Linked DNA regions of Homo sapiens: region 2 is linked to region 1. Evidence: read pairs that join two places in POLR2A ChIA-PET (ENCODE). Cell type or tissue: PC-9. All regions are shown on one strand. Each heading gives the region's core, and the rest is flanking DNA. Links, peaks and the distances in the headings are about the cores only.

Evidence for each region. Peaks named below come from ENCODE experiments on the same cell type or tissue, not always from the same donor. Only the 100,000 strongest peaks of a DNase experiment are listed, where the experiment ranks them.
Region 2: POLR2A ChIA-PET joins it to region 1 with 8 read pairs; 9 of 35 experiments call an interaction of 5 or more read pairs at or near these places.

The regions. Positions count from the first base shown.
Region 1 is chr20:49,177,246-49,181,631 of GRCh38, reverse strand. The region is part of intron 1 of STAU1 (staufen double-stranded RNA binding protein 1); the gene reads left to right. Among named protein-coding and RNA genes, the nearest start is that of STAU1, 8.9 kb to the left of the region's middle. RefSeq lists an enhancer at 641-1,169. In PC-9, for the core only: no CTCF peak of the experiment used is centred there; a DNase peak (open chromatin) is centred at 2,151; H3K4me3 peaks cover 938 bases; H3K27ac peaks cover 1,819 bases.
Region 2 is chr20:49,233,263-49,237,648 of GRCh38, reverse strand. It overlaps DDX27 (DEAD-box helicase 27), which reads right to left. Exons shown (of 21, transcript NM_017895.8): 10 at 4,244-4,343; 11 at 3,940-4,081; 12 at 2,561-2,714; 13 at 1,418-1,499; 14 at 1,139-1,316. Among named protein-coding and RNA genes, the nearest start is that of DDX27, 16 kb to the right of the region's middle. In PC-9, for the core only: no CTCF peak of the experiment used is centred there; no DNase peak of the experiment used is centred there.

The DNA.
Region 1 (4,386 bases), core at 284-4,283:
ACCACGCCCGGCTAATTTTTTGTATTTTTAGCAGAGATGGGGTTTTGCCATGTTGCCTAGGCTGGTCTCGAACTCCTGAGCTCAGGCAATCCGCCTGCCTTAGCCTCGCAAAGTGATAGGATTACAGGCTTGAGCCACTGTTCCCGGCCTTGCCCCTATACTTGATGTAGCTACAGAACTGGTTGCTCAGTGAGTGGGTTGGTTTTAGTCAGCATATTCTCTGATCCTATTTAAAATTTTTTACAAGTGGAGTGTTGCTGTAAGTTTTATAGATGTTTATGTGTAAGGACAGGTTTAGTGAATTTGCTGGATAATAATATTTACTGCTATTGAGCTCTTACCATGTGCCAGGTTAGAATTACAGGGTGAAAGTTATTTTATGCAGAAAAGGAATTAAAAGGTCAGGTTGAATTTACCTAATAATATAAAAGTTGCAGTTCATTTAGCTCTTTCCTTGAACCAAAGAAAAGGGTTTCTTAGACCCTTTATGTTGTATTTCTAATACTCATAAACATCTTTGCAGCGTAAAGCTCATAATAATTGCTGAGGATGCTGATGCGCTTCCGAGGGGCCAGATAACTGGCTCAGAGTCCTGAGGCACCAAGTATTAGTTCTAGAGCACAGGCTGGTCTGGCTCCAAAGTCAGTGTTCTTTCCACTGAACCATGCTTTGTCTCTAAATTATGCTTAGGTGCTTTTTGTTTAGGATAATTGATTCTGCTTGTCACTGGTGGCCCTCCCCTGACTCTCCCCACCGCAGCAGCTAGGATGAATTTTGCTCATTAGAACCCTAGATCAATTTGAAAGAAAGTCTGGTTAAGTAATAGTCTTTTAGATGGACCCTTGAAATAGCTTTCCAGTTTACTTTTATTTGTTATGTCAAATTAAGCTAAAACTTAAAGCTGATCCACAGGTTTGTGTGTGGGGAGGGGCTGTCTTATTAACCTTTGTGTTAAAGGAGGCCAGCTCCTAAATTACTGCTATCGTGTGTCATCAGGTTTGTTAAAAATTGCTGGCATGGTGGCCCACGCCTGTAATTCCGTCACTTTGGGAGGCCAAGGCAGGCGCATCACCTGAGGTCAGGAGTTCGAGACCAGCCTGGCCAACATGGTGAAACCCCATCTCTACTAAAAATACAAAAATTAGCTGGGTGTGGTGGTACGTGCCTGTAATCCCAGCTACCCCGGGGGCTGAGGCAGGAGAATGGCTTGAACCCGGGAGGTGGAGTTTGCAGTGACCTGACATCGTGCCGCTGCACTTCAGCCTGGGCAACAGAGCAAGACTCTGTATCCAGGGGGGGAAAAAAAAAAAAAGAACTGTAGTCCAGGTTGTTGCTAAAAAAAAAAATTCATTTCTTCTGAATTCTAACATTCTGCTTTAGTGGAAATGAGTTAACTAAGCTTCCAATTAACTTTATAGGATAGGTGCTGGTTGTCCTCTTTGCTTCCTAGCCCTTTCTAACATCCCTCTTGTGGCTAATACTGTTGGGAGTATTTAGTACAGCTTCCTGTTTGGAATTGAACTGCTTCCTGAACAATTTTGTTTTACTTTTGTTTGAAACGGTGATCTGAATCAGAAGCTTCTTTGGTATTCCACCTGGGCAGTCTTCTCTTATGGTTAGTCTTGAAAGGCTGGATCAGTGAAATTAAATCTGCCTTTGGATGTGAGCTTTTAGTGAAATGGTGTCTGAAGTTCCATTTTGTGTTTAACCTCAACTGAGGCTACCCTGTAGTCTGTAATGACATAGCATGTCTCATTAATCACTAATAGGTGTTGGAAATACCCCTTGGCATGAAGTGAGCAGATAATGCTGCTTACATTGTCACTATATTAGCTCCCTTCAGAGATGAGCTTTAGGATCTAACTAGATCTTGTCTGATTCTCTCCTATCTTTGCTGTTTTGAAATCCATGCCTTCTATAGATTACAATTAACTGAGGCATGAATTTTCTACCCTTGCAGATTCCACCCTGATTCAAATAGGGCCATTGTCTGCTGAAGCCATTGTGATTTTATGCAGAATGCTAGGCAGTCCTTTCCTCTGTCAGAAAGAACAATTTATATGTAATAATAAGTCTCATTATGCTTGGAAGCTTATTTTCCTTGTTGCACAATTGAACCAACCTGCTCATGAAAGCTCCATGACCCTTTACCTAGATGACAGTCAAATATAGTTAGGCAAATAAGTTTCCTTTTGGTTTGTCATTGAGTAAACCTTTGCAACCTGTAATGTTTAGCAAGTGACTACTTCTGTATAGTAATTTTCCTTTTAGTTGAGAATTTATTCAAGCACCAAACATAAAAAAGAATAAAAGTGAAATAAGCTTTCTTTTGCATAAGGGACTTTCTATAATTTGCTACTTTTTATCTTCTTTTTTTTTTTTTTGAGGTGGAGTTTTGCTCTTGTCGCCCAGGCTGGAGTGCAGTGGCGTGATCTCGGCTCACTGCAACCTCCACCTCCCAGGTTCAAGCGATTTTCCCACTTCAGCCTCCCGATAAGCTGAGATTACAGGTGCGTACCACCATGCCTGGCTAATTTTTTTTTTTTTTTTTTAGATGGAGTCTTGCTCTATCGCCCAGGCTGGAGTGCAGTGGCGCGATCTTGACTCACTGCAAGCTCTGCCTCCCGGGTTCACGCCATTGTCCTGCCTCAGCCTCTGGAGTAGCTGGGACTACAGGTGCCCGCCACCATGCCCAGCTAGTTGTTTTTTTTTTTTTTTTTTTAGTGGAGACGGTGTTTCACCGTGTTAGCCAGGATGATTTTGATCTCCTGACCTTGTGATCCACTCGCCTTGGCCTCCCAAAGTGCTGGGATTACAGGCGTGAGCCACCGCGCCCGGCCATGCCTGGCTAATTTTTATATTTTTATTTTATTTTATTTTTGAAGCAGAGTCTCGCTCTGTTACTCAGGCTGGAGTGCAGTGACCCAATCTCAGTTCACTGCAACCTCTGCCTCCCGGGTTCAAGTGATTGTTCAGCCTCAGCCTCCCAAGTAGCTGGGATTACAGGCATGTGCCACCATGCCAGACTAATTTTTTTTTATTTTTAGTAGAGACAGTGTTTCACCATGTTAGCCAGGCTGATCTTGAACTCCTGATCTCAGGTGATCCACCTGCCTTGGCCTCCCAAAGTGTTGGGATTACAGGTGTGAGTCACTGCGCCGGCCTAATTTTTGTATTTTTAGTAGAGATGGGATTTCACCATGTTGGCCAGCCTAGCCTCAAACTCCTGACTTCAGGTGATTGGCCCACCTTGGCCTCCCAAAGTGCTGGGATTACAGGCCTGAGCCACGGTGCCTGGTTTAGTATGCATTCTTGACTGGGGAAAATTGCAGTGGTAAGTGTGCACTATATAGATATATTGATAATGATCATGATGGCTTTGGATTATCTTTTGAAATTGGAGGATTTCAAAAAATAGATTTGCATATGGAAATGTGCATTTTTGTTGGTTTTTTGAGATGGAGTCTTGCTTCATTGCCTAGGCTGGAGTGCAGTGGTGCACTCAGGGCTCACTGCAGCCTCAATCTTCTGGTCTCAAGCAGTCCTCCCATCTCAGCCTTCCAAGTAGCTGAGACTACAGGTGCATGCCATCATGCCTAGCTAGTTTTAAACTTTTTGGAGAGATGGGGTCTTCCTCTGTTTCCTAGGCTGGCCTTGAACTCCTGGGCTCAAGCAGTTCTGTCTTGGCCTCCCAAAGTGTTGGGATTACAGGCGTGAGCCACCACACCTGGCCAAAACATGAATGTTTGTATGAATCTCAGCTATCACTGTGTAAAAGTATTTGAGATCCAAATGACTGCTGTATTTCTCCCCTCTCTCTCTCTCTTCTTTCTTTGCTAAGTTGATGATGGTTATTTTTTAGCATTGTCTTTATGTCTGACTCTAACAGCTCCTTTTTCCGTTCTTATATTTAGCTTTTTTTATGTGTGTTTTAAAATTTTTTTTTTGTTTTTGAGACGGAGTCTCACTCTGTCATCCAGGCTGGAGTGCAGTGGTGTGATCTCGGCTCACTGCAAGCTCCGCCTCCTGAATTCATGCCAGTCTCCTGCCTCAGCCTCCCGAGTAGCTGAGACTACAGGCGCCCGCCACCATGCCTGGCTAATTATTTTGTATTTTTAGTAGAGACGGGGTTTCACTGTGTTAGCCAGGATGGTCTCGATCTCCTGACTTCGGGATCTGCCACCCTCGGCCTCCCAAAGTGCTGGGATTATAGGCGTGAGTCCACATGCCCGGCCCTTAAATTTTTAAATTTTATTTTAATAGAGACAGGGTCTTGCCATGTTGCCCAGGCTGGTCTCAAACACCTGAGCTCAAGCGATCCACCTGCCTCGGCCTCCCAAAGTGCTGGGGTTACAAGCATGAGCCATCACACCTGGCCTTTATTTT
Region 2 (4,386 bases), core at 155-4,154, 56 kb before region 1:
TGTTCTCAATCACATCTACTGTTAGCTTATTTATTGTCTCTTTCTCCCAGAACCACAGCTCTGCTTTGTTCCCTGCTGTATCCCCAGCACCTAGAACAGAATCAATAGCACTAGGCCCACAGCAGGACTCAATAACTAGTCGCTGATTAAATGAAGACAATGAAAATGAAAAAAATAAAAGGGACATTTAAGAAAGGAAAAATGGTTTGAAAAGACATACACCTAAATGCTACCAGTGGTGAGCTCTTTGACACAGAATTACATTTTTTTTTATTTACTAATTTCCAACAATAAATACGTACTTTTCATTTCATTTTTTAGAGACAGGGTCTTGCACTTTTGCCCAGGCTGCAGTGCAGTGGCACAATCATAGCTCACTGCAGCCTCAACCTCCTGGATTTAAGAGATCTCCTGCCTCAGCCTTCTGAATAGCTGGGACTACAGGCACACACCACCATGCCCAGCTAATTTTTTTTTTTTAGAGACAGGCAGCTCACTATATTGCTCAGGTTGGTCTTGAACTCCTGGCCTCTAGCAATCCTCCTGCCTTGGCCTCCCAAAGTGCTGGGTTATAGGCAAGAGCTACCATGCTCAGGCTAAATATGTATTATTTTTATAACTTTAAAAATTTTTAAGGCTGGGCATGGTGGCTCATTACTGTTAATCCCGGCACTTTGGGAGGCAGAAGGTGGGTGGATTGCTTGAGCCTAGGAATTCAAGAACAAAACAAAACAAAAAAAGACTTTAAAGAGGATGTGCTTTATAAGACCCCCACAGATCAGAGGAACAAAATCAATGAAAGGACCCAAAAAGAATGAGTACTGATCTCTCTCTTCCCCACCACCAACAGTAAGGGAAAGAGGAGTTTAGTGAGAATTTTGCCCCAAGCAACCTTCTCTTCTCAATTTCCACCTAAATGGGGCACTGTGTTTACAATTCTGTCATAATTCCCTTCTACACACAGGAGGCAAGCTCAGAGAGGTGAGGTGAAACCTGCACATGGTCACTCGGCAAGGAAGCAGCAGGGCTGGAATTCAAATCTGGCTCTGAACTGCAAAGTACCTGCTCTCAGCCATTACACTCTGTCCTTGCCCCGCCCACCGAGCCATTCTGCACTGCCACAGGGGTGCCTGCTCACCTTGGGGAAGTATCCTGGCCTTCACAGGGGCCTTGGCAGCTTTTACAATCTCCTTCAGCATCTTCCGCTCATCTTCTCCCACCAGAGAGACTGAGCGCCCAGCCCTGCCAGCACGTGCTGTTCGCCCCACCCGGTGGACATAATGTTTGATGGTATTAGGCATTGTGAAGTTGATTACCTAGAAGGTCAAAAATGAACGTCAGGCCTGGCAAGGGAAGGGGGGTGCGAAGAGGCAAAAAGACTTCCACCAAAAGTCCAAGGAAGATAGTGTCTGCTCACCGTTTTGACCCCCTCAATGTCAAGTCCACGGGCTGCCACATCAGTGGCCACGAGGATGTCAATCTGTTCATCCTTAAAACGCCTAGAAACAGTCACAAACAGCTGTTCATCCAGACACCCTCCCCTAATAATGCTCCACAAGAGCCTGAGCCAGCAGAGGACAGAACAGGGCATTAAAATGGGGATAGAGGCTGGGCACGGTGGCTCACGCCTGTAATCCCAGCACTTTGGGAGGCCGAGGTGGGCAGATCACGAGGTCAGGAGATCGAGACCATCCTCGCTAACACGGTGAAACCCCGTCTCTACTAAAAATACAAAAAATTAGCCAGGCATGGTGGCGGGCGCCTGTAGTCCCAGCTACTTGGGAGGCTGAGGCAGGAGAATGGCGTGAACCTGGGAGGCGGAGCTTGCAGTAAGCCAAGATTGCGCCACTGCACTCCAGCCTGGGCGACAGAGCGAGACTCCGTCTCAAAAAAAAAAAAAAATAGGGATAGATTCTAAATGTGAGCACATGGGATATTTACACCCACCCTTCAACAACCCATCATACAGAGCAAACGTAGTTCTGTATCTGCTAACAGCATAGGCAATTGTCTCAGTTTAAATCAGCCTATCTTTAACAAACACCTTTCAGCACCCACTGATGAACAGGGTTAGGTGGAGAGTTCTAAAGGGTTCCTCCTTGCCAACCACCTTGATGCCATTCTCTGAGGACTAAACAAGAAATCACATGGAAAGCACGCAGCACAGTGCCTGGCAAAGTAGATGCTCAAGTAATGGCTGCTAACTTTGACTCTAAATCTTGTTCAATCAGACCCAGGAATGTTCACCACTCTCAGAAAGCTTCCAAGAAGAGACCATGTGTTGCCTTTCCAAGCCAGCTTCCTCTGTCACGCCACACAACAGCTCCCATGCTAGGGACAAGCATCCAAGGACATGAGGGTCATCTCTGACTATGAAGTTAGAGTTCTAAACACATCTAAGACATGACCTCACAGTGGTTAGGTTAAAATGTTCAAGGCCAAGATCATGCTATGTGTCCCCTGCTAATGTTCTAATAGAATGCTCAGGGTCCTCTTCTTCCTTCTATCCTCTCTGCCCCAGAAGGATGGTGGGAGCCTCAGTCCCCACCCCAAATGTTACCGGAGGGCCTCCAGCCGCTGCGTCTGTGACAAGTTGCCATGGAGCTCACCCACCTGCAGCCCCATGAGCCCCAGGAGGATGTGCATGCGGTGGGCCTGCTTCTTGGTTTGCGTGAACAGCATCACATGGTCAGTGAAGGTCCTCGTCAACAAAGCTGGCAGGAAGAGAGGACTGAGCTGGCAGCTGTTTCTAGGCTCTTATTCAACATGTACCCCCTCCTCATCCACAAAGTATGGTCACTGTGCCTGGCACTGGATAGACAGGCACTGTCCCTGTCCTGTGGAACTCAAATTCCAGGGTGGATACAGAGAAGCCAATTCCTGGGGGGTGAAAAATGCTGTGAGAGAGAGTGCAGGGACGAGGGGGAAGCAGCTAAGGGCTGGCCTCTCTGAAGAGGTGACATTAGGTTGAATGACAAGGCAGATGATCCATGGGAAGATCCAGGGGAAGATTCTAGACAGAGGAAATGGCAAACATGAAGGCCCGGAGGCAGGAACCAGCTTATAGTGAGAAGTGCAAGCAGGCGGCTGGATGTAGTGGCTCATGCCCGTAATCCCAGCACTTTGGGAGACCAAGGAGGACAGATCACTTGAAGCCAGGAGTTCAAGACCAGCCTGGCAAACACGGTGAAACCCCATCTCTACTAAAAATACAAAAATTAGCCAGAAGTGGTGGCAAGTGCCTGTAATCCCAGCTACTCGGGAGGCTGAGGCAGGAGAATCGTTTGAACCCAGGAGGCAAAGGCTGCATTGAGCCAAGATCGTGCCAGTGTACTCCAGCCTGGGCGACAGAGCAAGACTCTGCCTCAAAGAAAAAAAAAAAAAAGTGCAAGCAGGCGAATGTGGCTGGAGCCATGAGCAAGCCTCCAAGGCTGGGATCCCGGGCAGGCAAGGGCCAGGCCCGAAGAGTCCTAAAAAACTAAGATGTTTGGATTTTAGTCTAAGACCAATGGAAGCCACCGCAGGGTGTTCAAATAAGGACATAATAAGTACGAATGTCTTCTGCAAGCAATCATTGTAAATGCTCTGCAATGCAGAGAGTCACAAAAGGCCGAGTGGAAGCAGGGAGCTCGAGCAAGAGGCTGCGCAACGATCCAGGCGACAGAGAACAGTGGTCTGGACTGACGGGTACAACAGCAGCTGATGCCAAGTGGTTGGGAGTTGAACAGGACACAAAGAGGATTGGTGAGGCGATAAAGCAAAGGGAGGAAGGACCCGTGGAGAAGAGAGGCAGCGGATCATCATTAGTGCAGTGCAGCCTCTGCGCTGGGGAAGACTGGACGGCAGAGGCGCAGGGGAAACCAAGCACTTCAGCATGGATACTACGAGCTCAAGGAAGCTGACCAGCCCACCCTGCCCAGGCTTGCCCTGTGCTGCCACCTGCCACGATGGCTTCCCGGTCTCCTTCACGATTAGGCCGGATCCGGATGAACTCCTGCCGCAGGAAGGGAGCCACATCTGTGTTGCTGTTCACAAATATCCGGACAGGATTCTTCAAGGAGACAGAAGCCAGATCTTTCACCTGCCAAGCACAAAGCCAGGTTTCCTCAGCTCTCTGCAAGGTGGTAGGGAAGGAGGAAGCAGTGCTCACCCCAGGCAAACCCCCTCAAGCCCAGCCAGGGTCCTCTGCATGGCCCCCTCTGGGCACACCTGCCACCCGCCACAGAGAAGTCCCTCGGCCCACCTCGTCTGTCATGGTGGCCGAGAAGAGCATGGTCTGGCGGTGGTGGGAACACATTCGGATGATCTCCTTCATCTGCTCCTCAAAGTACTCATCCAGCATCCTGGGAGCAGAGAAAGACATGGCAGAAATGGAGAGAGTGCTCT